Linked DNA regions of Mus musculus: region 2 is linked to region 1. Evidence: chromatin loops called from intact Hi-C (ENCODE). Cell type or tissue: heart. All regions are shown on one strand. Links, peaks and the distances in the headings refer to the core of each region. The heading gives the core; the rest is flanking DNA. Region 1 overlaps Zc3hav1 (zinc finger CCCH type, antiviral 1). Region 2 overlaps D630045J12Rik (RIKEN cDNA D630045J12 gene).

Region 1 (15,563 bases), core at 3,976-11,975:
AGAAACAAAAGGAAAGAAATTAAATTTAGGGATTCACTCTCTGCCTTCTATCCATCTTTCTCTCTTATCTAGTGTTAGGGGGTAAAACCCAGGGGATACAGGGTGGAAAAAAGAATCACAAAGCAGCAAAGGCCAGCTACATCTGATGTGAAGGCTGAGAATGCACAGCATTTCCTGTGTGGATGTGAAGGCTTTAACAACAGTGCTTTAGCCGGGCATGGTGGCACATGCCTTTAATCCCAGAACTCGGGAGGCAGAAGCAGGCGGATTTCTGAGTTCAAGGCCAGTCTGGTCACAGAGTGAGTTCCAGGACAGCCAGGGCTACACAGAGAAACCCTGTCTCAAAACAAAAACAAAAACAAAAAACAGTGCCTTTCTGGCATAGAGGCTCACTCAACTCATGGATGTTCTGTTCTCACTTTGTCGAATGTGTGCTACCGTGCACATTGCTCTTTGGTCTTCTCTCCATGACCCACAGCTTGTGATGAAAAAAAAAAAGAATGAGTAGAGAAGGGCCCCCACTTTAAAAACAAACAAAAACCAGGCACATTTATTACAGACTGGCATTGAACCTGCTACTTACGGAGCTGAGGATGGCCTTGAACTTGAAGACCCTCCACCTCCCAAGTGCCGAGATTACAGGCATACTCACCACTGGTGAATTGAACCCAATGCTTTGTGTAATCTAGACAAGTACTCTTATAAACTGAGCTATATCCTCAGACATTAGACTGAACCTCTGAACCTGGAAGCCAGCCAAAATTAAATGTTCTTTTTAAGAGTTGTTTTAGTCATGGTGTCTGTTCACAGCAGTGAAACCCTAGCTAAGACACTGGCCTAGAACTCACAGAAAATTTCCTGCTTCTGCCTCAAGGCATTTGCCACCACAGCCAGCTTTAAAGAAAGGTTTTTGAAATTTGGCCAAGAGGTTAATTCTGCCTATAAATTAACTTTTATATCTTAGCCCAACATTATTACCACCAAGAGAGGAGGAAAAGTGTGTTTATGGCTTCTAACACCTCTCCCGAAGTTTGTAATCCAAAGCTGTGCCAATCCACTGCAGCCTTAGCTGTCGCCATGCCTGTCTTGCCTTTCGGTCTGCTGTCAGTAGTGGATTGTTTGTTTGTTTGTTTGTTTGCTTGCTTGTTCTAGAGAGATGGCTCAGTGGTTAAGAGCACTGACTGCTCTTCCAGAGGTCCTGAGTTCAGTTCCCAGCAGCTGCATGGTGGCTCCCAACCATCTGTAATGGGATCCAGGGATCTGGATCTGGCGCCCTCTTCTGGTGAGTCTGAAGACAGTTACAGTGTACTCATACATAAAATAAATAAATTTTAGAAAAAGAAAGAACCATAAACAGACCAAATGAGGGCAAATGAATCAAATTATTTTTTCTTTTTATTGAGCAAACAAGGATTATAAATCAAAGAACACAGCATAAACAAGAAGGATTATAAATCAAGGAACACCTTGTTTTTAAAAACTGGGGGCTTGAGAGTCAAGGATCTGGCTTATTCTGTTGTTAAAGAGTAGAAATAACAATTGAATTAATCCAAGAGTGCTGCCGTTAACTAGATCAGTGATTCCCACTGTAGTATACTGGAGAATGGTGGTTGTTGGTTTGTATCTAAAGTTTATTAACGGCACTGAGTAGATGCAGCCTGAGGCAGAACAAGTGCCCTGCTGTGTGTGGGTGGGTCAGTCCCACACACAAACTGTTCGTTCTGCATCTTTACGACTGTCTAATGTCCTGGTGGACATGTATGCGGGACCTACAACTTGTCTGAAAAAGAATCCTTGGATTCCTCTGAGACAAACTGTAGTTTGTCCTGTCTTATTTATCTATCATTACAATTAAAGTGATTGCGCCCTATCCTTCACCATAGACAGATAAAGCGCAGAGTCTGCTATGGTGAACCCTAATACTGTATTCCGTCACACATCCCTCTAATCTTTCATTTTCCTGTACTTCATTCATCTCAGGAAGTTGCCCCTGCTGGACTCTTAAGCCAAAGCTATTCCTAGTGAGAGTTAACATGTTTCGTAGCTGATAGCGTAGTCATGCCTGAGTACTTAACAGTTTATGTCCATTACAGAGTTCTGACCTTCTAAGTTTCCATTATAACACAAGTAGGGCACTAAATTAAGTCTGAATAAACTCAAATGTAGATTATATTACCTATAAATCATCTCAAGGTGGCAAAGGATGTTATAAAAGATCTACCTTTAAAAGGATGAACAGAGCCGGGCGTGGTGGCGCACGCCTTTAATCCCAGCACTCGGGAGGCAGAGGCAGGCGGATTTCTGAGTTCGAGGCCAGCCTGGTCTACAAAGTGAGTTCCAGGACAGCTAGGACTACGCAGAGAAACCCTGTCTCAAAAACACCAAAAAAAAAAAAAAAAAAAAAAAAAAAGATGAACAGGTCTAGTAGGGACTGTGGTTGTCATGACTTCAAGCGAAGGAGGGCGCTACTGGCATTTAGCATGTGAGAGCCAACTATGCATCTTTCCATACATTGGGCAATTCCTCACAGTAAGAAATTACTCTGCACCCTATTCGAGTTTTGAATGTCTCTTTAGACATTCGTGTACGACCTACAGCTCGTCTGCAAGAATGTAGCTCTTCATTCTCGCTGTTTCACAATCTGTAAGTTGTCTTGTGCTGTAGCTTTATTTCAATGAAGGTATTTTTCGTTCTTACCATGTACAGATAATTGCTGACATTTGCAAATAACGTGCATTGTTAATTTTCACTAATGTCTACACATGCCCCTGCTTTTTCATGTTCTTCCAGTTCCTTTCTCCCAAGCTCATACTGGTTCACGGTAAGCGGAGGCGTCTGACGACTCCATTATTGCTTAGTACTTAAAGTCGTGCCGAAGTTATGACCTATATTTCTCTCTTACATTATAATAGTAAATTTGATATTTTTCAATTAGTGAAATTGTGTGGATAATCTAGACGCGAATTGCACTTTGAATATTAGACAAAACAGGTATTGCCTACTAGGTGGTAAAAACTGACAGAATAGTTCGTCTAGAACCAATGAATTAGATGCAAAGGCGCCAAGGACTATAAGAACACCTGATACTGGCTGGTATTGGGGAGGTAAAATCAGACTTAGGAACAATGTGTAGGGATGGGGGAAGCAAGGAACTGGTTTAAGTCGTTAGGTAACGGAGCAAGGGAATGTAAAAGCCTACCTACTGTCTGAAAATGTTTTGGTCCTAAATAGCAACAGAATGGTTTCAGCATGGTATACATCCTTTCTAACTAATTATGCATCCTTTCTCTTTCTCTAACTCCATATACTCAATCACATACTCTGGGTAAATCTGTTCTTTCCGGAAAATGACAAAGACGGACGGATTCAGCCTGGTGTCCACACAGCTGTCATAGAGCGCGGGAGGGCTACTTAATGTCATATTTCCTTCAATGACACTTCCAACCAGGACTCGGGCTACGAACATGACAGTGCCTCTGGAATCATATGAACAACTCTTGTGTGAATACATGGCTTCTTTTGTAAAATAATTTCCTAGAAATGATCAGAAAAAAAGTGGAGAATTACTATCAGCGAGCATAGGTTGTAACAGAATACAAAGAATCAGTCACTGATATGAATGAAAGAAACATCTGCCAACAACACCTGACTGACACCTATAAGCCCTCAATAGTTAATCCTCAGCATCAACATAACTAACTGCATGCAGTTCCAATCAGGTGGGAGGCACGTCTCTGATAACACTTCCAGAGAGATCTCCCAGTACACCCACCTGTATGCAGGTAACGTCAGTCATTCCAAGGGCTGGCAACCCAGCCTGAGTAAAAAAGAAACTGGAAGAAAAGCAGACACACACTAGCATCCCCCCACCTGCTTCCTGACCCTGGCTGCATTTTGACCAGGTGCCTAGAATTATTGCTGCTATGCCTTTCCCACCAAAATAAATCCATTACCCCTTAAGTTGCTTCTTTTTTTTTTTTTTTTTTTTTTTTTTTGGTTTTTCGAGACAGGGTTTCTCTGTGTAGCTCTGGCTGTCCTGGAACTCACTCTGTAGACCAGGCTGGCCTCGAACTCAGAAATTCACCTGCCTCTGCCTCCCAAGTGCTGGGATTAAAGGCGTGCGCCACCACGCCCGGCTCTTTAAGTTGCTTCTTGTTGGGTATTTGGTCATGGTGACAACCAATACAGAAAACTGATGTGAAAAAGTGGGGCTGTTGCTGTCATAAACTTGACCCAAGGTTTGTAGCCTTTGGAGCTGGTCTATGGAGGGAATGGATCTGTGGCCTAGAGGGGCAGGCAGAGGTCAGGGGGCTGCTCTGGGAGGGGGGAAAGACCAGAACTCTGACAAAAAAAAAAAAAAAACCCAAAACCAAATCCAAAACGGAAGGCAGTGCTTATGGGGAAACAGAGAAATGAAAGCTGTATTGGGGGTTGGGCTAGTAGCCATTTGTGTTATAGCCCAGCAACCAACCAATGTGTACGGTTGCCTCTGCCTATATCCTGATCTTTTTTTGTTTGTTTGTTTCCTTCCTTCCTTCCTTCCTTTTCTAAAAATTGTTTCTTTTATTTTTATATGTGTGTAGTTGTTTAAGATTTTATTTTATTTTATATATGTGAGTACACTGTCGCTGCATTCAGACACACCAGAAGAGGGCATCAGATCCCATTACAGATGGCTGTGAGCCACCATGTGGTTGCTGGGAATTGAACTCATGACCTCTGGAAGAGCAGCCAGTGCTCTTAACTGCTGAGCTATCTCTTCAGGCCATGTGTATGTAGTTGTGTGAGCATATGTGGCTCACATGTGTGTAGAATCCTGCAGAACAGAAGAGGACATCAGATCTCCTAGAACTGGAGTTATAGATGACTGTGAGCCTCCATTTGGGTACTGGGAATTGAACCCAGGGTCCTTTGGAAAATACAGCCAGTACTCTTAACCCTCTAAGCTATCTCTCTAGCCCATGTCCTGACTATCTGAATGAAGCTGAATATAAAGGTAATTGCCTAAGCTGTCTGGCAGGAGGAATTTCAAGATGGTTAACAATAAGGTTGCAGATTTCTCACTGTGTTTACTGAGACTTACAATGAGAATGCAGAGCAGGAAGATAATGAAAGCTGTCCACTTTGCCAGGGAAAGAATAAGGAATCAGTTTAAAGTTGAGGGCAGGGCACAGAGAACAGGTACCAGCAAGGTGGTTAAAAGTGTTAAAGACATTGACACCCTTAAGGGGAACCCTCACTTTACATGGCACAAAAGGACTGTGATTACAGCCTGAACTGTGTGTGTGTGTGTGTGTGTGTGTGTGTGAGAATGCAGGCACACATGCATGTGTGTGGAAGTGTGTAGAAGTCAGAGGACAAGCTTAGGTGCAGGTGCCATCCACATCTATTTACTGTTGACTGACTGAAGTGGGACCCCTCACTGGCCCTGAGCTTGCCATCCAGGCTATGCTGCCCAGTCAGAGAGACCCAGAGATGTACCTGCCTGCCTCCCCAGCACTGAGGTTACAAGAGACCCGTCATCCAGTCTCCATTGCACTCAGGTCCTCTGACTGAGCCTGAACTATTCTCCTCAGCCCTGAGCTTTCTTCTGTATGTCTTCCCCAAACCCCATGGTGCTGTCTTCTCATCAATGTAAGGTTTAATCAAAAACAAAGGTATTTGCAAGAGAATTAAATTAGTCCATCCAGGATCTTTCTGCTGACTTAGAAAATAGGTCAGGAATTGGAAAATAACCAAACACACAAACAAATCCAGCCGTTGCTCTCACTCCTTCCTCTATGCTCCCAGCTCCTCAGTTTGACCAGACTGATCTTTACAGCTGTGCTCCACATTGATCCAGAGTCCCTGAGTCACTGAAGGACAAGGTCTCAATAGGTAGGCCTGGCTCTTCTGGAACTTTCCCTGTGAACCAGGCTAAACTCAATTTCAGAGATCCCCCTGCCTCTGTCCTCCTCCTGCTTCTGCCCCACTTCCTGCCTCTGCCCCCTTCCTGCCTCCTGCCTCTGCCCCCTTCCTGCCTCTACCTCCTTCCTGCCTCTGCCCCCTTCCTGCCTCTGCCCCCTTCCTGCCTCTGCCCCCTTCCTGCCTCCTGCCTCTGCCTCTGCCTCCTTCCTGCCTCTGCCCCCTTCCCTGTCTCCTGCCACTGCATTACACTCATGCACCAAAGCTGGACAGTGACAGCACATGCCTTTAATTCCAGCATTTAGTAGAGGCAGGTAGATTTCTGAATTTAAGGCCAGCCTGGATTACAGAGTGAGTTCTGGGACAGCCAAGGCTACACAGAGAAACCTTGTCTGAAAACAAACAAACAAACAAACAAACCCACCACCACACCCAACTATTTTGTATTATTATTTTGTACTGTGCTAGGTCTGGGCCCTACTATAAACTTCTATATTAAACTGCCCCAGACCTACAGCATACAATAGCCACCAGAATCGCTGTATCATTATCATCATCTTTCTCATCCTCTTCTTGTTCATTTAATTTTTAGGTCAGCATACAATGTACTGGGTTTGACCATGACATTTCTATACATCTGTATCGTTATACTTTATTTTTCTCTCTTTCTGGTACTGTAGCTAAACCTGTGGGGCCTCTCTCAGGCTAGACCAGGCCTCTACCATTAAGAAATAGCCCCAACCTTTTTTCTTTCTATTTTAAGACTTGGTCTTACTAAGTTGTTGTGGCTAGCTTTGAGCTAGCTTTGTAGTACACACTAGCCTTGGACTAAATAAATCTTCCTGCCTCGGCCTCCTAAGCCTGCACTGTCAGGTCTGACCATATCTTATTCCTTAAACACCCACAAAGAATGAAGGGTTCATAAAAAAAAAAGCATTCTGTGTGAGGGCAGAGCCCTGAGATGAGAACGGGCTTCTCCCCACTCTCCCCTGGAACCATCAGTGGCATTAATTAGAAAGCTACTTTGAATAGCTCTGCAGCCACAGACAGCGATCAGGAAAAGCCATCTCTAGTAAACAGCAATGGCAGAGAACATAGCCAGCAGACGGAACAGTTTACAAATAGGAAGATCTTGAGTTGTTCCCAGAGAAAAAGACAAACAGACAAGGAGCCCTAGGGCCAAGGCAAAGCACCCTCAAGACAATGGAGCTGTCCTAACAAGGTAACTCAGCTTATTTTCTCTGAAGGCCACTGGAGTCCAGAGATGCAGTTCTACCAAGTGATGCCAAGGGCATCTCAAGGAAACCATGCGCATGGCTGGAGTCACAGTTCTCTCTCCTCCAGCACAAACCTTTTCCATATCTGATCTCCCGGTTTCCATGTAGGATCCACTCGAAATTATTCTTACAGATGTAATCCATATGAATCCGGCCCACCGCGTGAAATAGGAACATCTCAGTCTTGTTTTTCATCTTTTGCTTCTTTCTGATAAAGAGAAATGTGACATTCAGTACCAGGAACACTAGGCCAGCAAGATGGCCGCCACTGGGTACAAGAGCTGAGTTCAGTCACCTGGACCCATGTGGCCCGGGGTGGGGGGTGGGGGGTGGAGAACAACAGCCTCCAGCAAGTTTTCTTGTGATGTGCATGCCCCGCACCCTAGTGTCAAATAAATAAATGCACAAATAAAATAATAAAATGAATACGCCCCTCTTGATCTACTCGAATAACATGACCCTCCAAACAAGGTCTGATTATGTCACCTCTCAAAAGTGTCCCAGAGCTTCTGGTTCCATATCCTCTTTATCGTCACAATCTTGAATTGTTTCATGGATGCTTTAAACTGTTCACTTATTTTGGCATACTCCTCATCCTGGTTATTGAGCTCTATAAACTTAAGGGGAAAAAAAGATGTTTCTATGTTACCTAGGAAACACTGAGAGCATGCTAATCATCACATGTGCCCGCCCGTGCCCTGTCAACCACTGCTGTTCTCAGGAGGGCAGGGCTGGCTTAGCATGCCCATATCTGGTAATGAACCAACAGGCACATACACCTGTCTGTTCAGGCCAACCTTTGTGGTGTACCACTTAGTCCAAGAGACCCAGGAAGTTAATTGTTCAAATTCCAAAACCAACCAGTGACAGAGAGATCAGAGATGCCTACGGAACACATGCAGATTGGCCTTCACAAAAGCTGGAGCCAGATGTAAAGGCTAAACCAGACTAGGAACAGTCCTGTCTCCACCGGGATGGTGACAGCGTGGGACACAGGAAGCTGGGCTACTGTTGCTCTCAGAATCCTGCTTTCTTTATCAGTTATGGTCTCACAGGATGGCTGTGAGAATCTGCCTGAATGACATTGCATCTCTGGAGACACTGAGATGCCCTATAGAACAGTTGTTCTCTGAGAAAGCATCCTGGTTATACCCAGGCACCTTGCCTTTGACTCTGGAGCTAGGGTTTGAAGAAGCAACTCACTCATTCTGTTAACAAATCCATATGCTTACTGTAAAGCATTTTCCTACCTTTAAAGGATTCACCCACCAAACAAGCAAAGCCAGTTACCTCATATTCGTTAGAAGAAACAGTGCTAGCATTCCTCTGGGGAGAAGAAAACAGGGTCAGAGCATCTGCCTGGGGCATCACTGGCTGATGGCTACAAAGAAAGACAGAAGGAAAATTTACTCGGTTCCCTTTCTTTGTACCCTCAACACACAGCCAGAAAGTCAGGGCTTTTCTGGGAAATGTGGTGTTGACTTCTGTATATCCTCTGAACTACCCCTGAAAATTCCTGGTTCCAGCAACCACAGGTTTTAAAAAGGGGGAATTTAGTAATGTAAACACTCTCTCTCCCACTTCTTTACACTGTAAAAGCACGGAACGGCGAGATAGCTCAGGACGTACAGATGCCTGCATGAAGGCCTAATGGCGAGTCTCATTGCTAGATCCTTTCAGGTTGTAGGAAAGAACTGACTCTTTAGAGTTTGTTCTTGACGACCTCCTGTGTGTGGGGTGCACACACCTATACACACACGCACTGAGTAAATGAATGGATGGATGGATGGATGGATAGATAGTAGATAAAACTAAAGGCACCAATTCTTTTTGACGTATCTGCTCAACCTTCAAAGGTATAGGTTGTCAGGGGGAGCCTGTGTGTCTTGTAACTTCTTTGCCAAATGATAGACAGGTAAGCAAAGATTTCAGGGTGAGAGATCAGCTGGAAGACTGAAATACCCACAGCCATCCCTTAACGTCAGTAAACAGGGTAACTAACCAGAGCATAGCATCCCGACCAAAAACCCAGCCTGGACCAAAAACCCAGCCTGGACCTGACAAGTCCTCAAAATCTACTAACCAGCCAACAGAAGCCACCCATAAAATGGTCTCACTGGAATATGATGGCGTATATTTTGATTGATCAAAATACCTATTTTTTTCTTACCCTTTATTTTAAAAATTGCATTTTAAAAATAGAGGGTAGTCAGATGTGAAGGCACATACCTTTAATCCTAGCACTCAGGAGGCAGAACGAGGCATAAATATGAGTTTGAAGACAGCCTGGTCTTCATATTGAATTTGAGGTCAGGTAAGACTACATAGAGAGACCCTATCTCAGATATAAGCAAAAGGAGGGGGGGGAGCGCTGGGGAGAGAAAAGAAAAGAAAATCTGGAGGATGGACTAAGATGGTTCATGGGGTATAGAGGAATCCAGCAATATAGCTGCTCTGATCACATCCAAAGACCTTCTAGGAATGCAGACACGCCTTTAGCACACACCTTTAATTCCAAACAATGACATCTAATTGAGAGGCAGACAAAGTGACAAACCAGAGAAACTTTTGATTGAAAGAGTCAGATAGGATATGCCTAGCCTTCAGGAGAAAAGCTGGAGAGATGGCTCAGCAGTTAAGACTGCTCTTCCAGAGGTCCTGAGTTCAATTCCCAGCAACCACATGGTGGCTCACAACCGTCTGTAATGGGATCTGACGCCCTCTTCTGGTGTGTCTGAAGACAGCCACAGTATACTCATATAAATAAAATAAATCTATTTTAAAAAGAGAGAGAAAAGCTATTTAATAGCAATGTAGAGAGTTGGGAAGTCTGTTCAGTTGAGTGGACTTTGAGGAGTCAGCTGGAGGTCAGTTCAGGGAGCTGAGTTCATTTGTGATATTTGTGAGCTCTCGTGCAGGTCAGCAGAGGCAATTGAAGCCAGAGAATAAGAACAAGCCAGAAGATTAGAACACATTTCCTGAGTTAGTTTGGGACAAGGAGGAGAACTCAGTGAAAAGCTGAGAGAAGCCAGACTGAATCATAATCATAATCGAAAAGATTATGAGTCAGTCAACCCGAGTTCAGAAAGAACTAGAAAGGGTGAGCTTTATCCAGCAGTAAGCATCTGAGAAGACAATTATATTAGGTGAATAGAAGTTGCGTTTACAACTGGGAAAAGTGAGGCTCTGAGCTCAGATGCCCGGCATGCACATAAAAAAGCCATGCATGGGGCTGGTGAGATGGCTCAGTGGGTAAGAGCACCCGACTGCTCTTCCAAAGGCCCGGAGTTCAAATCCCAGCAACCACATGGTGGCTCACAACCATCCGTAATGAGATCTGACTCCTTCTTCCGGAGTGTCTGAAGACAGCTACAGTGTCCTTACATATAATAAATAAATAAATCTTTAAAAAAAAAAAGTCATGCATGGCAGCCCCCACCCCTGCCCCCATAACACCAGTACTGGCAGGAAATGGAAACAAGTGTCCAGGGACGTGCTGGCTGGCCAGTCTCACTGGTGAGCACACTCTAGTGTCAGCTAGCAACTGTCTCAAGGTAGATTGAGGACAGCATACCAATGTCAATTTTTGCCCTCCACCCGTACCAGAATTGGTGAGGTCACAGCACACATGCGCACACACATAACTTTTATATAATTTGTTTATTTTTATCTTATGTGCACTGATGTAGTTTCAGACAGTCGTGAGCTGCTATGTGGAACCAAACTCTGATCCCCTGGAAGTCAGTTCTCTGAACCGCTGAGCCACCTTTCCAGCCCCCACACAACATTTCTTTAAAAATAGAGGCAGGGCCGGGCGTGGTGGCGCACGCCTTTAATCCCAGCACTCGGGAGGCAGAGGCAGGTGGATTTCTGAGTTCGAGGCCAGCCTGGTCTACAAAGTGAGCTCCAGGACAGCCAGGGCTACACAGAGAAACCCTGTCTCAAAATAAATAAATAAATAAATAAATAAAATAGAGGCAGGTACACTTAAATAGTTGAAAAGCAGCTTGGGGATAAATCAACTATCAAAAGTAATTTCAAAGAGAATGGGAAAATAGACCGTGAAATGGGTATTACTTGGCGTTTAATGAATTGTTGACAATTTTGTTAGATGTACACATGTGTTGTCACAGAGTCTGACACTAGGAGGAAAACAAACCAAAGCAGCTTTCACTAACTGAACACCAGTCGCACGGGCCATTGTTCCAGGCTCTGAAGGTGATCTCAGCAGGGAACGTGCTCTTGCCCTCGTGCCTTTGTGTGGAAGAGAGGGGGCAGTGTGGCCCATCTGCCCAAACCCCAGGGGCTAATAATGGACGGAGGACAGGTGTGAGCTTAGGTGACCTAGAACCTGAACCAATCCTGCACGCACATCCCTCCCGGACATGACTTCCTGCCTATCCCAGATTCGAGCACTTTCTAGACGTCATTTTCACGTTGCCTGGTGATAGATAACCCACCTTGGGCTCTCATAGCTACAAGAATCTAGAACAGCTTGGTTTTTACACCTGCCTTGACTCATATATCACACACCCCTAGAGGGGAAAAAAATCCAACTGCAAAGTTTTCGAACAATGAGATTTTACTGAGTTTCATAGAGACAGGCAAGTTACAATGAATTCCCCACAGCAAAACCCACCTTGAAATGCCCCATGGGTACAATGATTACAAGTCGATTAAATCTAACACCAATGCCTTTAGTGAACTTCATCTCTCCAGCTCTTTCCCCAGGCTACTAACTTAAGCCTCTTTCTCAGCCTCCTGTCCTCTCAGCACAACCAAAGACACAGAGAGGACCCCCAACAAAACAAAAATCCAGTGTATACACTTGTACACTCCTTGATCCAGCCAGTCGCAGCTGGAGCAAGTAAGGCCCAGAGTGCAGATGAGAGCGAGCAGCTAAATAGCCTGTAAGCTAAAGGCGGATGCTGGTTTCATGGTATAGCATCCCTTCCTCCTACACTCTAAACCCAAGGCCTTGTATCTGTTACACAAAGCTTAACCAAGTGCTTGCACTCCCTAGTCCCCTGGCCAGGAAACTTTCAGTTATGTCACACTGCTTAACAATTTCCTTACTCATAGATAAATCAAACAGAAACTACAGTAAGACAGAGGCAGGAACTTCCCAAGAACACAGACCTCCAGATGCATGACACAGCATGACGCAGCATGACGCAGCAAGATCATGGCCTGAGCTAACAGCTGCTGAACACTTACTCTGGACCTCTTCTCTTCTGCTCCACATCCTTCGAAGAAACAAAAACTGGCCTTCTCACAACATGCCTTTGAGTCTTGGAAGCTATATTCGTCTGAATCATCCCTTTAAAAAAAATAAAATAAAGATCAAGACTTGATCCTAGAAAATGATTCATATTTTTCCAGGTCATTTGCACAGCATTCATGATTGAATCTTTTTCTTTATTTCTTCTTTTTTTTTCTTCTTTTCAAGACAGGGTTTCTCTTTAGCCTAGGCTGTTCCAGAACTCACTTTGTAGACCAGACTAGCCTCAAACTCACAGAGATCTACCTGCTTTTGCCTTCTGATTGCTGGGATTAAAGATGTATGCCATGAATGAATCTTTCATGTACAAACAGAGAAGGGTACTTTTAGATAAATGAATTGTAGACCTGGTTCAAAATTCCAAGAGTGACTTTTTACAATTACCATGCATTGCTATAAAATAACATTTCTTTTTGGAAAATAGTTAAATAGCTTCTCAGAAAGCCCAACATATTCAGGAACTCCACCCAAACAAGTGAGAACCTATATCCACACAAAAATAGCTGCATTATTGATAACCAAACACTGGAAAACAACGGGTGAATGAATAAACTATAGAATGTATTCCTAATGGAATATTATTCAGATGTTAAAAGGGAAGGCAACATAAATGATTCTAAAACCCACTATTATAAGTGAAAGAACCCAGCTAGGTGTGAATATATACTTTGAGAATCTATTCATAGCTGGGTAGTAGGTGGGCCCTTAATTCCAGCACTCCAGAGGCAGAGGCAGAACTCTGTGAGTTCGCATCCAGCCTGGTCTATATAGATTTCCAGGATAGCCAGGGCTACATAGAGAAACCTCGTCTTGGGGGGGAGGGGGATTAATTTGAAGTTTTAAAAATGGTAAAATTGACCTATAGGAACTTATAGCAAAGTAGCCATATTTTTGTCATGGAGTAAAAGATGGGTTCCAGATGTCATAAACCAGTGAGGTCAGGGCTAGGCACGCCTTTAATCCTAGCACTAGGGAGGCAGAGGCAGGCGCATCTTTGTGAGTTCAAGGAGAGTCTACAAAGTAAGTTCCAGGATAGCCATGTAGAGAAACCCTATCTCAACATCTCAATACACACACACCAAGAAAGAGAGAGAGAGAGAGAGAAAGACAGACAGACAGACAAAAAGAGGCAGGGCAAACTTTGGGACAGATGGAAAGTGTCATGCCAACTGCATAAGTGAAATGGATCGTTTTTTTTTTTTTTTTTTTTTTGAGACAGGGTTTCTCTGTATATAGCCCTGGCTGTCCTGGAACTCACTTTGTAGACCAGGCTGGCCTCGAACTCAGAAATCCGCCTGCCTCTGCCTCCTAAGTGCTGGAATTAAAGGCGTGCGCCACCACTGCCGGCCAAATGGATTGATTTTACTGCGACATTAGGACTCAGTAAGGTTAATAGAACAAGGCCAAGAAAATTAAAAGGGTAAACTGGCTATTGCTGCAATGATGCTCAAAATCTCCCCATGGGTCTGATGTTAAGAAAGGAGGTGGGGGGCAGGAGAGATGGTTTAACAACCAAGAACACAGACTGCTCATCTAATGGGCCCACATTTGATCCTCGTCACCTACGTGGTAGCTTACAAATGTCTTTAAATCCAGTTCTAGGTGCCCTCCCTCTTCTGGCCTCCATGGGCAACAGGCACACAGTTTTATAACATGTAGGCAAAATATCCAAACACATTAAAAAAAAAAAAAAGTCCAGGGCTCAAGAGATGGCTCTGGGATTAACAACTGCTTTGCTTATAGCATTAATCTTAAAAATTTATTCATATTTTAACCAAAACATATAAAATAACAAATCTGATATACAATGATTTTCACTTAATAATAACCAATTCAGTTTTTGTTTGTTTTGATTTTGGAGGGGGTGTTATTTTGTGTTCGGGTGGGGTCTCACTATGCATCCCTAATAGCCTCAGAACTCACAAAGATTCTCCTGCCTCTGACTCCCAAGGGCAGAGATTAGACATGCCCTGGGTCCCCATTAGGGTTTTGTTTGTTTGTTTATTTTTGGTTGTTGTTTTTGTTTTGTTGTTATTGGTGGTGGTGGAGTATAGAGATAAAGTTTCTCTGTGTAGTCTTGGCTTTCCTGGAAATTGCTCTGTAGACAGGCCGGCCTCAGCATCACAGAGATCCACCTGCCTCTGCCTCCTGAGTGCTGGGATTAAAGGTATGGGCCACCACCACCCGGCCCCAATTAGTTTTTAATACCTAGTTCTCATAACCATAATTTTTAACACTAATCACAGTAGTTTTTGACAATTTGATAGAAACCAAGACATATTTGGGGAGAGGGAACCTCAGATGAGGAGTTGCCTCCATCAGATTAGCCCATGGGCATTAGTGTGGGAAGCATTTTCTTACTTGCTAATTATGTGGGAGACCCAGCCCACTGTGGGCGATGGCATGCCCAGGCAGATGGAACTGCTCTGTATAAGGAAGGTAGTAAGACACCTTTACAGTACTTTGCTTTACAGTGAAGTAAGCCAGGGAAGCAAGCCAGTAAATAACAGCCCTCTATGGTGTCTGCTTCAAGCTCCTGCCTAACAACCCACTGACATTCAATACTCCAGTTTATTTACTTGCTGTTTGTTTAGTGGACACAGAAGACATAAAGCAGCGAGCATATTTCAACATGTCTTGGTGGGAATGCCAGGTACATTCCCAAAATCGGTTGGTGAAATATAATTCCCAAAATTACATTGTTTACAACATAATAAATGGCGTAGGGCTCAAGCCTCAGAGACAACTGGAAAAGACAAGGACTCGAGAAAGTCTCACTTCTTCAAAACTGTCCCTGAAAGGGCAAGTGTCTGGCTACTTGCATGCATGTCCCTGAGGCACAATACCAAGGGGACAGTGCTTTCAAAGCCAAGCTGGTTTCAGATCTCATTTCTCTTTCACTTAACATAACAAACTGGTGGAAGCTACCAAGATGACTTTCCTTCAGAGGCTCAAATAAACATGGTGTTGGGCCAAGTGCCCAAGTGTACATGATAAATGAGGTCACTGATCAAGAAACAAGGTGTGAAGAAAAAAAGAGCAAGTTTCTAGATGTCTAAGCTTTCCAGAGGCCCAAGATCTCCACTGTAGCCATCCAAACT
Region 2 (15,563 bases), core at 4,313-12,312, 150 kb before region 1:
CTTGATTCGAGCATCCACGATGCAGATGTAAGTGGACCTCTGGAAGTGCAAGGCCAAGCAGGACTCCCAGTGAGGCCACCCAGAGCTGCATAGTCAGGGCTATGTAGTGAGACCCTGTCTCAACATCCACCTCCCCCATTTCTACCAGGTGTACTCTGAGACCAGGAGTGGGTAGGCCGAGCCATGAGGAGGTCAGCACTGACACCCTAGCCTGGCTACTCTTACTCAAGGGCTCACGGCTCCTCCTCTTTCACTTCTCTCCACATTCTCTTCAGGGATGGCAGTGGGAACAGATGTGGCTCCCCAACTGTAACGATTAAGAACATAGTACCCTATCGGTCAGTCACTTCTGTAAGTCTCAGAGATGGACACAAGGGCTGCATGACAGTCTAGCCAGCACCTTCGAAGTGGCAGAGCAGGGAACACAATCAAGTTTGAATTTGCCAAAACATGAAGAGCAGTCTTTTATGAGTTTCTGTTGCAAGAGGGGGACCAGGAACCCTAAAGCCAGTCACTAGGTGTGCCACATGCAGTGGTGACAGGGAACACTGGTCCAAACCCAATTTTTAAGAAACACAATCTAGGCACTGTGGGGTACACCTGTGATCCCAGCACTCAAGAGAGAACTGCTAGTTTGAGGTCTAGCCTGGGCTACATGGAAGCCATAGTATCTAAAGGGGGGGGGCACTAAAATTATAGCTAGCAAAGAGCACTTGCCCAGCATGTACAGAGTCCTGTGTTCCCCACCCCCGATCCTCCCCCCTCCTCTTCTTTCTCAAATATTTCTTTCCCAGGATTGAAACAAGATTTTAGTCCCGCCTATCTGAAACACAGCACCTGGTTACCATGGTGCTAAATAAGTTTTAAGATTCTGTGAAACTGGATGCCAAAGGAAAAACTCTTCCCTTAGTCTAAGGGGGTATTTCCTCAAAATTACAAAAGAGCCAGCAGGGAGGGGTGGCAAGGATGAGTGACAGGTGCACGGGGCAGGGTGGGGACCTGCAAGGCCTTGGGGGTGAGGGTCAGGCATACAAGAGTCCCTTGGGCCTTGGGCCGGACTCTCTCCATTTATAGAATGTTATTCGGTCTGTGCTGTATTTTCAAACAAAGAAATATGTAACATAACAGAACGGAGAAATTAATCACACATGCTGATCTTGCAGAGACCTGAGTTCAGTTCCCAGAATCCACATTGTGGTTTACAACCATCCAAAATTGTAGTTATAAGAGATCCAATGCCCTCTTTGACCACAAAACAAACAAACAAACAAACCCAACAAAACATTTTAAAGTAAATGTAGCTAGGTATAATGGCATATGCCTTTAATGCCAGCACTAGGCAAAGGCAGGTGAGGCCAGTCTGGTCTACATAATGAGTGCCAGGCCAGCCCGAGCCATATATAAAGACCCCCAAAAGTCTCCAAGTACAAAAACCATTATTAAACCCCTTATCTCTGAACTGCTGAGACAGGATCCTGAGATAAAAACACAGCCCCAGCCACTCCACCCAGAGCAGACTCATTTAAAACAACCTAAGCTGAAGCCAAGCTACCGGGGGGGGGGGGGGGGGGGCCCAGGCAGGGTGGCTCAGTGGGTAACAGCCCTCACTACCAGGCAAGGCAACTTAAGTTCAATTCCCAGAACCTGTGTGTTAGAAGGAAAGAAAAGATCCCCACAAGTTAGCTGTTCTCTGACCTTCACCCATGTGCCCATACACACATACACTGAATGAATGAATGAATGAATGAATGAATGAATGGAATGAATGAATAGATAACTATGAAGCCAAGCTGTCAGGAGGTGAAATCAGGAGGATCCAGATTTTTAGGCAGAGCGGAGCCTCATGAGACTATGTCTCCAAAAATCCAAAACATGTCACGTGGCCAGCACTCCAAGGACTATTACCAAGGCAAGGAAGGCCTGTGGGCATAGGTGTTTGGCTGGTTGGTTTGGTTGTTTTATTGGTTTTAGACCCAAAGCAAAGAGTTTTACAGTGGGAGTGACCTTTGTTTTGTGCCTGGCCTGCGAAGATGGCTGAGCCATCTGATTATACCCAACAACCTGCTGGATAAATGATCTAGAAACAAGACCACACTTGATGGTTATGAACCCCTGACAAACAAACATCTTCCCAACAGTGACATCCTGAAACTGGTTCCTAAAAAAAGTCACTGTAATGACAGACAGTTTTAGGACTATAGTTTCCAGTAAATTCTCCTTGTCCTGCTTGGACACTAAATGAGAATTAATTTCTAGCACTAAGGCACATCTCAGTGAAGCCCTCGTCTCTACCCCTGCGCCTCTCCTTGAAGCAGACACCAACACAGGAATCAAAGTGACTACACAGCTGAGAAACTCAGCATGATTAATATATACTCCATCTTTGTAGATTATTCTTAAGCTTAGTTTCTGCAGTAGGGTAGTTCCCTGGCCTACGAGACATGGGGAGGACAGACAGGGACGCACCACTCTGCGGAGCTCTGAGAGCCTTGTTCTCAGGGGCAGCAGCCGGCGCCTTCTCTCCCGCGTCCCTCTCGCTGGACTCCTCGCTGACTGTTGAGTCAGCATCTGAGGGGGAAACTCTGCAGACAAAGAGAAGCGCGCATCAGAACAGCACAGGAAGGGTTAACATCGTCAGGTTCATCAGGAAGCAGGCTTCTAGGAAAAATAACCCAAAATTAAAAGATGGTACTACAGGTACAGTCCTGAGGACAGACTGGCACAGCTAACTCAACAGCTGAGCACGGTGCTTTCCAACAAAGGCTAGAAAACTGAGGGCTGGAGGGGAGGAAGTCCCAGAGCTACTGGGGCCCGAGGCCCTAGGTCACTTGTAGACAGTGAGCCTGCTTGGTGTTTGCGTACTGGTCGGCATTTGAAGAGCTCTGGGTTCAGTCATTGGCACCACAAGAAAACAAACATCTTTCTCTTAAAAATAATGGCTCAGCAGATAAAGGTGTTTGTCACCAAGCCTGATGCCCTGCACATGGTCCCCTGAGACCTATGTGGCAGAAGAGAACTGACTCCTAATTACTGTTCCCTGACCTCCACATGTACACATGGGCACACACGAAGAAAGAAGGGAGGAGAGGAGTGAGGGAGAGGGGAAGAGAGAGGGGAAAGAGAGAGGAGAGAGAGAGGAGAGAAGGGGAGAAGGAGAGAGAGAGGTGAACTTTTACAAAGAGGAACCTGGGGCTCTGGCCTGCTTAGCATTAACTGCGCCTGAGCCCCTGGGAGGCCAGGGAAGCTCTGGTTTCACCTCAAGCAGCTCCAAACCTTCAGATGAATCCTCTGCTTACAACGCTAAGGCAGTGACCCCTGACCCCGAGATCTGACTCCGTGAGTCAAGGGTAACACAGCACCAGGATGTCCGTGGCCAGGGAACAGCCTTGCCCAGTGAGCCCCTGCTCTCCAAGACTCCCTACCTTCAACAGCAACATGAGCTGCTAAGACATCCTGGTGTCCACGGCTGGCCCTCAATATCTGTGGGCCATAGATACTCTCAAGTCTCTTATATGAAATACAAAATGACTGTCTGTAACTCCATTCTCTTGTAATCATGCCTACATAAAGCACTGTGCACAACACTGCAGATAGCTGCCATGAACGGCTTTAAGAATAATGACAAGGGGCGGGAGAGATGGCTCAGAGGTTAAGAGAACTGCTCTTCCAGAGGTCCTGAGTTCAAATCCCAGAAACCACATGGTGGCTCACAACCATCTGTAATGAGATCTGGTGCCCTCTTCTGGCAGGCAGAAGAACACTGTATACATAATAAATAAATAAATCTTAAAATAATAATAATAATATTGATGACAAGAACAAGACTGTAATTCAACATCAACACTATTTCCCCCGAGTATTTTTAGTGCACAGGTGGTTGAATCCACAGAGGGGACTGGAGCGCAGAGCAGGATAACCGTATCCACCTGGAAGACCCTTGTGACGAGGGAGCCGACTGTCATTTGCCATGAGGCTGCTGGGGAAAAAGCATTTCTTTGAAAACTTTTACAAACACGTTAAATCATCTTTTCTGATTTGCTGCTTCTGGGCCTGGGAAATAATTAAGCCAAGAGCATCTCCCTGCAGAATTCAATTTCTTCCCTAAGGACCAAGCACCAACATCCCTCACATTCTTCAAATAAGCCAGGTCCCCAAGGCAGAAGTGACCTCACAGGTTTGGATGCTGAACACTGGTACGGACACAGGCTTCTTCACTCCCAGCAGCCAATCAAAAGCCAGAGTTGGGAATCTTGAGGGGAGGTGGTCAGAGAGACCCTCAGAGGCCGAAACTATGAATGGAAGCCAACTCACACGGCCTGATCCTGGCTTTGTCTTCTTCAGGTTAGTTCCCACAGGCAGAGGGCAACAAGTGCCTTCCTGGCAGTTTGAAAAATTAATGCACATTTCTCCACAAGCTCTGTTTTCTGGACAGGAGGGACTGGAGGGAGACTGGGAAAGGACAAGGAGGGGCGGGTGAGAGCCTGTGATGTGCTAACGAAGGTCACAAGCTGGGAAGAAGCAAAGAAAAATGGAGGGCTTGATAAAGATCACCTGCAGACAAAGCAGGAGGTCACAGCCAGCTACCAGTGGATGGATCACAAGCACACGAGGCGTGCTGACTGACTGTGTGCCATGGGCCGTGTACTTTAACTGGTTTTTGGGTTTTCTTTTTTTTAGATATTTATTTTATTTATATGAGTACACTGTAGCTGTCTCCAGACACAGCAGAAGAAGGCATCGGATCTCATTACGGATGGTTGTGAGCCACCATATGGTTGCTGGGACTTGACCTCTAGAAGAACAATTCGTGCTCTTAGCTTTTGAGCCATCTCTCCAGCCCTTAAGGTTTTTTTTTTTTTTTGGTTGTTTTTTTTTTTTTTTTTCCCCCAATCCGTCTATTTATTCCAGAGAGAAGTGTGCGACAACACCTGTGCAGAAGTCAGAGGACAACTCTCCTTCCACCATGTGGGTTCCAGGGATCGAATCCAGGCCATCACACTTGACAGCAAGCACCTTTACCTGCTGAGCCATCTTGCTGGCCCCTGCTGTTCCCTTTTCATTCATTTTTTTCTTGTATCACCTTCACAAAGCTTAGGACAGTCACCACAGGAAACACTTCTAGCTGTCTGATTCACAATCCAACCTGGGAGCAACCCAACACAAATAAGCACTGGGCGGGAAGATGTCACACAGCCGGATCCAGAGGCCCAGCAGAAGGAACAGAAAATGCTTCAGGGTTTATGTGTAGAACTGGAGAAGTCAACCGGCCCCCAGGCTGCCGGCCCAAGGCAATACTCATCACTTGTGTTTCTGATATCAGAATAAGCCACGAAAGCGGAAACAGAGTCTGCAGCAGAGAACAGTCTAGAAAGCGCAGTACTAACCTCCCTCTGAGCCGTATGTTCTTGGAAGGGAGCTTTGACTTGGGGCTCGGCACATCTCCGTTTTCTGAGGGTGTGGTGTGGTCCTTCACAGGGCCTGGCAGTGGCGCTGGCTCATGAATAATCAGGATGTCGTCTTTATTGTGCTGGCCCAGATGCTGCTTAGCAAAATCGAAGCCCTTCACGCTGGGGATCTGCAGCTAAAACACACGGGGTGGTTAGCGTGAAACACAATGGGTGGTTAGAGTAAAACACACGGGGTGGTTAGCGTGAAACACAATGGATGGTTAACGTGAAACACAATGGGTGGTTAGCGTGAAACACACGGGGTGGTTAGAGTAATACACACGGGGTGGTTAGCGTGAAACACAATGGGTGGTTAGAGTAAAACACACGGGGTGGATAGCGTGAGGTCCAAGGGCAGCAAGAGACTGAGGGCTGACCAGAGGCCCGTGACCCCTGACCCAAGGCTGCCAGCAAAGCCACCAACCCAGTTCAACAAACATCTCTGTAACAGATCGGGTGCCAGGTTCTGTTTATACTTAGAATTCATCACAGATGCTTATGAAAGATTAAACAAGAACTTGAGGATTAAATGTCAAGACCACAATACAAAACCATTCCAACAGATCACCTGCTCCACTGTCACAGACCTGTGTGTGAGGCATTCTCTATAGGGAAAGGGGCTTCAGAGACTTGGCTGTAGATCAAATTGTGAGATGAACGGAGACTACCAGAGGCTGAGAAGAGATTACAGTAGCTGCGCTCATGGGGCAGAATGCAGTGGGGAGGCGGAGAGAGGAGCCAGGCTGCACACAGAGCATTCGGAACGGCGGCTTTTAAAGTCAGCCTCTGGACAACCAGCCTCTATTTCTAAAGAGGCAGATTTCTAAAATCTGAGCAGACTCGAAGACCCAGCGACACCACGTGCGTGAAATCAAGACAGTCTGCCCACAGACTAGCAGAGAGAGAGAGACAGAGAGAGAGACAGAGAGAGACAGAGAGAGAGACAGAGAGAGAAAGAGAGACAGAGAGATCGCAACAAAGAGAAAGAGAGACAGACAGACAGCCAGAGAGACAGACACACAGAGAGATAGAGAAACAGAGAGAGAAGAAAGGTTGGCTCTCCCTCTCGAAATCAGTGGAAGGGAAAAGCCCGGCAGACAGAAGAATCCAAAGTTGAACAGGTAATGAATGGCCTGGAAGCCTGGTCCTCAACAAGGCAGTGACATTAAGGGTGGGTCTTTAAAGGAGCAAAGGAGATAAAACAGCAGACTTCCTTTTCAACATGGTTAGTTTGAAAGACAGAGGAGATGTTCAGTCTGAGAGGCGATGCTGGCGGCTGCCTGTCCAGTGACATGCAAGCATGAGTGTAGAGTCTTTGTTAAGAGAACATCTAGCAAGTTGGAACTGGGGAGAAGCAAAGGAAGCATGAAAGAAAACAGGAGACTTCAAAGGAACAGGCCCATTGGAGAGCTCAGCGGACCAGCAACCAACGGATAAAGCATTCCTAGAAAGGCCCACAGCCAAACGTCTTCAGAAGCACCCTGTACTCGCTGCTAGACACAGGCGTTCTCTCTGAGGACACCAAGGCACCCAACACCACACCCAGAATCAGAGCTTGGGGGCTGCACCTCCTCTAGACTGTAGCTTCTGAGCCTCTGAGGGAGGTCATGCACAGCACTGAGATGCACAGTACCATGTCTGGTGACATCATTTTAATGACACTGCAAGGACCAAGGGTGAGTATTAACAGTTTCCTCAAATCCAGCCTGCACAGTATAGGAGAATGGAAGTGCATTAAAAAAAAAAGCAGCTCCGAGGGGCTGTAGAGGTGGCTCAGTGGTTAAGAGCACACTGCTTTTCCAGGGAACCCCAGGTTTGCTTCCCAGCACCCACATGGTGGCTCACAACTGCCTGTTGATTCCAGTTCTAGGGGTCAACTCTTCTGACTTTTGTGGGCTCCAGGAACATGTGGTACACACGCAAACATGCAAGCAAATCACTTAGGCACATAAAAATTAAAAATTAATTAACTTAGAAAAAGATGAAGTTGCCCAGATGGGTCTGCTCATTGGGAATGCTGCTTGACTTTATCAGAGTCCTAAGGAATGCTTTCACACAATATACTATGTATAGGAGCAAAGGTGATGTCATAATGCATTACTTTACGGCTCAAAAGTGATGCTGTTGGCTTAGCCTTGTGACCTAATACTCTTAATGTTAAACATCCAAATGGGCAGGGAAAAGGCAGTCTGCGATAATGACTTCTGCCAGCAGAGGGAGACAAATGGTACTGTAAGGATAGTTTACAAAGAGTTGCTTGGAAACAAAAGGCAGACCAGCTGGCAACCATATTCTCTAATTAATGAGCTTCCTTTACTAGAGCAGGCCGCTGTTCCATGCATTTCTGGACTCAGCAGCACCTCATGGGAAATGACAAACCCAAAACCAACTGCCTTCCCCCAAATGGTCTACTTGGTCTCCTTGCAGGTGGACAAACATTTCCTAGTAGCAGAGGATCCCCCTCCCCAGACTCTTTTAAAAGTCTTGTTGCCCCTTACTGAAGAGAATCCCAGCTCTTATGAACACAGTAGCTTCTTGGAGTGCTCTGTATAGAGAATAGAAACCTCCAGACACCAAATACCAAGGACTCACCGGGCTTAGTGGGTCCCTTTTGTCGAAGCACAATAAGGCTGAAGATGGCTTCCTCCTTCCCTATCTTAACTGTATTTCCTGTGTGTGTGTGTGTGTGTGTGTGTGTCTGTGTCTGTGTCTGTGTGTTCAAATGTGAGTGCAGATTCCCACAGAAGCCAAAAAGGGTCTATGTATGCTTTGTATGTATGTATGTAAGTGTGTGTGTGTGTGTGTGTGTGTGTGTGTATGTATGTATAAGAAAAATTTTTTTATCTACATCAAAAAAACAACCCAAAGTTTTAACTTCAAATCAAAAAAGCAATAATAGAGCCAAGATGTCAGGCATCTTTGTTTTCTTGAACTCTTATTCGTTTCTGCAGGAAACTTCCATTAGGTTCCTTTAGTTACTGGACACCCGGGTTGTGTTCCAGTCACCTGACCCCATGCTGACCCCTTCCTCAATGAGTGTCCCCAGGAGCGGCCTCTGCTCATTGGCATGTTGTCCCTCTGTTCATAGCAGATTAGCTCTAGAATAACACATTTGGACTTAAGCATGAATAATGTACTTGAGGGGCCAGAAAGATGGTTCAGAGGTCAAGGTCACTGGTTGCTTTTGCAGAAGACCTGGGTTCAATTCCCAGCACCTACACAGTGGTTTACAACCATCTGTACCACCAATTCCAGGGGATCTAAGCCCCTCTTCTGGGCTCCAAGGGATCCTCCATGCATGTGGTACACATACACACACTTAGGCACACCACATACATACATAAAATAATCAATACATTCTTAAAACAACACACTTAACAGCAATCAGCAATATGCCCTTCATAAGGCCACACTTGCTACCCCAATATTTTTTCCTTGTTTTTTAAATTATTTATTATTATATGTAAATACGCTGTAGCTGTCTTTAGACACCCTAGAAGAGGGAGTCAGACCTCATTATGGATGGTTGTGAGCTACCATATGGTGGCTGGGAATTGAACTCAGGACCTTCAGAAGAGCAGTCAGTGCTCTTAACCGCTGAGCCATCTCTCCAGCCCCCCTTGTTTGTTTTAAGTTACCATAATGATTCAGCTGAGCTCTTAAAGGCAAAGCATCTATGTATGTATGTAAGTGTGTGTGTGTGTGTATGTATGTGTGTATGTATGTATGTGTGTATGTATGTATAAGAAAAATTAGGTAACTCTTGAACCAAAAAAACAAAGCAAACAAAAACAAAAAAACTCAAACTACTTTAACTATTAGGATGGGTTCCTGTCTATCAGACTTATATACATTGTTCTAACTTAGGAAATATGTAATTATAAATATTATTTTCATCTTGAAATTATAAATCTACCCATCCACATAATTCTCAAGTGTCTGTCCAGCCTTTTTAAGATGGCTAGAAGATTGACAATTTGACACCAATTACTCCCAACTAATGAGGAAAATCCCCAAATGAGCAATTTCCAATTTTATACATATGTTTCCCTCTGAGCTACATAGTCTCTTAGCTTCTTCATACATAAAGTGCCTCCACCTGAGAAGTAGCAGACAACTGTGGCCATCTGAGCAGCTCGGCCTTTGGCTAAGAAACTGTGGGGAGCTTGTCTACATATTCCCATAGGAAAGACAGCACTTGTCTTAAAGAACGAGGTACGAACGAGCGTAGTTACCCATGACAGGGCTTGCTTTAGTCAAATTGCAGGAGTGACAGCCCATCCCTCTAAGCAAAGGCTTCTGAAAGAATAATGTCGAAACAGACACACAGCGCTGGCCCCTGCAGGACCCTCCACATAGGCCACGACCAAGCAGTGACTGCCTCCCCTTAGAGAATGGCAGGGCTCGGGTCAGACACAAACATGGCCACATGCAAAAATGCTTTATTAATGCCAAGGCTATGCAAATGAGATTGGTGGCCCTCTCACTGCTACTGGTTGATGAAATAAATCCCAAGTAATGAATATAAATAGTGGATCCTTCAGGACATCAGCTACAGCTATGTACGGAAGTTTAAATAAAGTATTTTGTGAATAGCAACGTGACACACAGTAGACCCTCCACAAACAGCTAAAGCCTGAGTGAAATACAGGATGGCCCAGTGACACACCAAGCTTACCAGGGTGATAAACCAAGACTCACCCCCAAGACACAAGTCCTGTGGCCCACTGCCGATTTCAGCTCACATCCTTAAACATCCTCATGAGAGCCCAGCTCACAGGCTGGGGAAGTCACCACCTTCAACCACCATAAAAACAGGGCAACTCATCTGTGCTTAAACACAACACAAAAGCCATCTACACAGAGAAGATCAATAAAGCAGTGCCCCGCCCCCGACGGGGAGTTCACGGCTCTTAACATACCCCGAACGTCGCTTTCTGAAGCACTAGGAGCTAGTTTTTCGGTTCCTTAAAAATAAAATCTTGACTAAAGCCAGGCTGGCACTGTATCCCCATCCTCCACGTGAAAATGGGCTTTAATCAGTTTCTCATAGGAGAGAGATCATGGTGAATTTGAGTCTTTAATATTCAAATTACAGCAGTTATTTCTGAAGAAAGATGGTCCTTTTGTTCTTTCTTTTTCTCAACCTATCATCCCAGGGACAATCAAGTTGTCTGGGCCCCATGGGAACGCACTGCTGACAAGTCAGGGAGGTGTAGGCGAGCAGGTCAGCCAAGTAACAAGAGAGAGACGTGATGAATTCTCAAACATGTGAGCCATAAATATAACAAGACCCAGATGGAACAAAACGCAGCAGTGAAGCCCCAAGTGCCCAGGCCTGTCTGATCCCCAAGGACAGGGCAGTTAAGATGGCCATAGAAACCATACAGCAAACCCCAAAAGAGTCTGACCCAAAGAACCCATGCTGGTGTGGGGAGTGCCGTTGTAGAATTTTATTACTTGACTGATAACAATTGGTGAAAAATCTCCACAGCCATCAGGTTGTCTCCATTTAAAGAGTGAAGACAAGGCAGAGTTATAGCCACCTGTTTGTCCTCCCTGTGGCCACCAGGACCCCGTGGTCTCTGAGGTGGGAGAACACTCCAAGGTTCTGGTACCCAGCGGCCACCCTGAATCATGGGTAGCAGCCGGGGTGACTGAGACATGAGTGCTAAGAATGCAGAAGGTTTCAGCAGAGTCTAGAGCTAGGAGGAGCACTGCATTTCCCCTAAGCCACCACCCACAGAGCCTTCCCGAGTGACCACTGCAAGCGGACAGCTGTCCAGCCTGCTCCTCTCGTCAGACCCTGCCATGGCTGCCTGTGTCCCAGCTCCAATCTCACATGCATCTACAAGCCTCTTAAGAGCGTCCTCTGTTATATGGTTTAGGCTATGCTCTTCCTTACAAGCTTGCTCCAACTCCACTTAGTTCCTTACAACCCAGTCAGGGTTTCTATTCCTGCACAAACATCATGACCAAAAAGCAAGTTGGGGAGGAAAGGGTTTATTCAGCTTACACTTCCACATTGCTGTTCATCACCAAGGGAAGTCTGGACTGGAACTCAAGCAGGTCAGGAAGCAGGAGCTGATGCAGAAGCCATGGAGGGATGTTCATTACTGGCTTGCTTCCCCTGGCTTGCTCAGCCTGCTCTCTTATAGAACCCAAGACTACCAGCCCAGGGATGGCACCACCCACAATGGGCCCTCCCTCCTTGATCACTAATTGAGAAAATGTCCCACAGCTGGATCCCATGGAGGCATTTCCTCAAGGGAGGCTCCTTTCTCTGTGATAACTCCAGCTTGTATAAAGTTGACACTCAAAACCAGTCAGTACACATCCCTTCCGAAGTTGTGGTGGTTTACGTAAGAATGGCCCCCTATATCAGTTCATATATGTGAATGCTTGGTCACCAGGGACTCTTTGAAAGGATTACAAGGATTGGGAGGTGTGGCCTTGTTGGAAGAGTGTGTCACTGTGGGGGAGCTTTGAGATTTCAAAAGCCCATAGCATGCCCAGTCTCTGTGCTGCCTGTGGATTCGGATGTAGAGCTCTCAGCTGCTTCTCTAGCACCATGTCTGCCTGTCTGTTACCGTTCTCCTCACCATGATGATAACGGACTAACCTCTGAAACTGTAAGTGAGGCCCCAGTTAAATGCCTTCTTTTGTACCAGCTTCCTTGGTCATGGTGTCACTTTTCACAAGAGAACTGGTGACTAAGATAGAGGTCCATACTGTCTCTTCCAGCCAAGCGTCGCCTCCTCTCAGAAGGCAGCAGTCACACACACACACACACACACACACACACACACACACACTCTGCCTGCAGCTGCCACAGCCCACATACAATATGCCTGTACTACTCGAGGTCAATGGGGGGGCGGGGAGAGACTTTTTTCTCTGAAACTATCACCCCACAAGACTGAGAATGCCTGCTGTCTGTTTTTGTAATTTAGTCTGGCCTGCGCATTTAGGAGTCTGGACAATGGATGAACATGACATGGGCAACTCCTTCTGGCTGTACACAGTGCCAACCTTAGTAGCAACTGAGGGTGTGAACCACCCAGGGGCTACAATTCCATGCTAATAACTGGTATAGGCCATCCCGATCATCAGAGAAACACATTCCCACGGGGCTGGCAGCATCCAGCCATTTATGGTGAGAAGGATCCATAGTACCAAATGATAGCTTTGGATAGAGATTAAAGCAAAAACAAATAAAGGAGAGATACTTAGAGTTTCCCCCCTTTATTACTGGAAATAAGAAAAGGCCCTGCCTGGAAACCTAAAACAGACTGGCCTCTCCCTCTTATCATATTTCAAAAAATCATGGACCCCCAGACAATCTGAAGCAGTCTCTTCGTTACAAGGGAAGGGGTGGTAAGCGCAGGTCAGTAGATTTATTTTTTCCAGATGTTTGTAACTCTGAGATTTGCTGGAGGATTTCACAGAGTAACCCGGGGCAGCATCAGGGGTGGGCTGAGCAGGATAGGGAGAGAAAGCCACAGGAGCAGAGAGGTGAACCCTAGAGTCACAGGAGGACAGCACCTCGCTGATTACCTCAGGGGGCAGCGACAGACCTGTCACCACAGCTGTGTAGCCTCAGAAGAGAGTGGAGAGGTTTGTTTTAAACCAAGAGAAGGTCGCCATCTTCCTACTGCAGACCCATGTACAGAGTGTCTGCACAGAGAGCAGCAAATAAGACACGGTCTCGCCTCCTGACGGTGTGAGCAGGCAGCCTTCTCCTTGGGGTTCTGCCATGCGGATCTTTGCTGCAACAAGGCTGTGTGCACACAGAGACCCTGCAGCCCCTGGAGAAGAAGAAGAGCAGCTCCACAGGCTACAAGTTCTATTTGGAACCATCCATTTGATTTATAGCAACATCTGCCACATGGAACTAGCCCAGAAGTGAGAGGAGAGAGCTTGGGGATAGCCTGTCTTCACTTCAGGAGATGCTGACCTCTGATAGTTTATGATGGGCAAGGCTGCCACAAGGCGTATGTATCCCAGAAACAGAGCACAGAAAAGGCCTAAGCACACAGGGTTCAGTCCCCTGTATCCTGTTCAGTCCTCTTTCTCCAGAACAAAACAATTCCCTCCCTATCGTTGACCCGATTTCATGCTGTGAATCACTGAGCACCAAGACAGGCTGCACCTTCCTCACATCAATTGTTACTGTAACAATACCAACTCTAGATGCTCGCAGACTGTGGAAATAAGAAACGGGAAAGAGAGTCTGTGTGTAAAATACTGCTCATATGTTTGATAGCCACAAGCTTGTAAAATAATTAAGATTTTGCATAGGATTAATTCATAAGGGAACAAAATACTCTTTACTACTTTTTCACTTCGTAGGCTGTGGTCTGTAATATTTATGGTATTTGTTTTCTTTTTCCATTTTGATGGGTTATGTGTGTGGTGTATGGTGGATGCATGCTCACATGTATGTGAGTTGATATGTGCTGGTTCCCCTTGAGCCCAGAGAGTGAAGATTCAGATTCCTGTAGTCTAACTGGCCATCTTGTCCCAGAGATCCTGTTTTGACCTCAGGTGCTCTGGGATTAGCCAGGATTCCCCAGTTCTTATGTGGGCACAGGGGGATCTGAACTCTGATCCTTGCACTTGCATGGCAAGTTCTTAGTCACTGAGCAATCTCCACAGCCTGTTTTGTTTAGTTTTGTTTCATTTTGTTTTTGGAAACAGCATCTCACTATATTGTCCCTGCTGGCTTTGAGCCTGATCTTCCTGCTTTTACCTCCCAAGTGCTGGGATTGCAAGCACCTCTGTGCCTGGCTAAGAGAGATTTTCTTTGAAAGACCATCTGAATAAAATCAGGTTACCATGGCAATCTTTGATTTCTTGCTCTTCTGTCATTTGCTTGATCTTATCACTTTCAGAATAGAGCAAGCCTTCCAAGTAGGAAAGATCTGCACAGTAGGCGCATGCTAACAATATAGCAGAACGGACTAAACAGGCTGGCTGGCATGCATGCTGAACAAGGTCTACAGCTAGAGACTGTCTCTGGAATGCAGGCCAGGTTTCTGCTCACACCAGGTCACCTGAGAGATGCTGACCCCAAGTCAATTTCTTCAATATGGAACCTCACATGACAAAACACTCCTAAGTAAAAGGATCACTGTTCTACAAAACATAATGCTTTGGAGAGACAGATGAAAAATGGGGAGCACGAAACAAAACAAACAAACAAACAAATAGGAAGTCCAGCAGTAGCATGGGAAACATGGACAGACACTGAGAAAAAAACCTGGAGGATTTGGGGCTGAGATTTCTTTGATCTTATCTAAAGAAAATCAAATCTGGAACTCAGGTGACACATAAGCAGTGTTGTCCATTTTAAGAAAAGCATTCAGAGCGCTACAGTAGACAATGGCTCCCTAGAACTGTGAAGAACTGGAGTACGCTGGAAGATTGGGGTCCATTCATAATCCTGATGTTTAAATGTTTAAAACATGAGTGACCAAATTTTAATAATTAAATGGGGACTAGAGAGAGATGGCTCCGTGGTTACTTCCTGATGGTTCAGAGCACTCACACTGGGTAGCTTGCCACCACGTCTACCTTCAGGTATGCACGCAGATGTACAAGCACGCGCCCGCGCGCGCGCGCGCACACACACACACACACACACACATCTGTGCCTGAGGAGAGGATCTGAGGGAACCTGCACAGCCAGTGCTCTCTGGAAACAGCCAGCGTGAACAGATGACAACTCTTCCGCCGAGCTCTCAACAATAAACTGACTGGTCCCCAAGCTCACTCTGTAAAGAGCTTTTACAGGTCTTGTTCCTGGGATGTTTTACTAACACAGAGAACTAAAGCTACAGTAAACACACATGAGGACAGAGGATGCTGCCGAAAGACCAGAGAGTTCTTTCAATGGTCCTCCCCTGTCTTTCAGCATCCGAGCCTGGTCTTGTGTCTGCCCCGTAAGGACGCTCTTGTGGACACGGGTGCGAGCTTACCTTCTGCCGCTGCTGTATGTTGGCCACCGTGTCTGGCTGGAAGTCTAGCTTGTCCGTGCGGCACAACTTCCAGTAGAGGATAACAACAATTACGGTGACCACCAGCACGGGAATGACCACGCCAACCACGACCCAG

What was found. A loop is a pair of places that touch in the nucleus more often than their neighbours do. Peaks named below come from ENCODE experiments on the same cell type or tissue, not always from the same donor. Only the 100,000 strongest peaks of a DNase experiment are listed, where the experiment ranks them.
Region 2: a loop joins it to region 1, with 2.6 times the contacts of the local background. A loop is called at or near these places in 18 of 42 quality-filtered maps.

Annotation. Positions count from the first base shown.
Region 1 is chr6:38,303,923-38,319,485 of GRCm38, forward strand. It overlaps Zc3hav1 (zinc finger CCCH type, antiviral 1), which reads right to left. Exons shown (of 13, transcript NM_001347122.1): 9 at 12,399-12,501; 10 at 8,472-8,562; 11 at 7,668-7,798; 12 at 7,256-7,389; 13 at 1,364-3,534. The coding sequence ends at 3,266. Among named protein-coding and RNA genes, the nearest start is that of Zc3hav1l, 12 kb to the left of the region's middle. In heart, for the core only: a CTCF peak has its summit at 4,676 (motif pointing right); no DNase peak of the experiment used is centred there.
Region 2 is chr6:38,152,664-38,168,226 of GRCm38, forward strand. D630045J12Rik (RIKEN cDNA D630045J12 gene) reads right to left here. Exons shown (of 20, transcript NM_194061.3): 10 at 15,428-15,563; 11 at 5,385-5,581; 12 at 2,467-2,582. Among named protein-coding and RNA genes, the nearest start is that of Gm52858, 20 kb to the left of the region's middle. In heart, for the core only: a CTCF peak has its summit at 7,655 (motif pointing right); a DNase peak (open chromatin) is centred at 7,668; H3K27ac peaks cover 308 bases.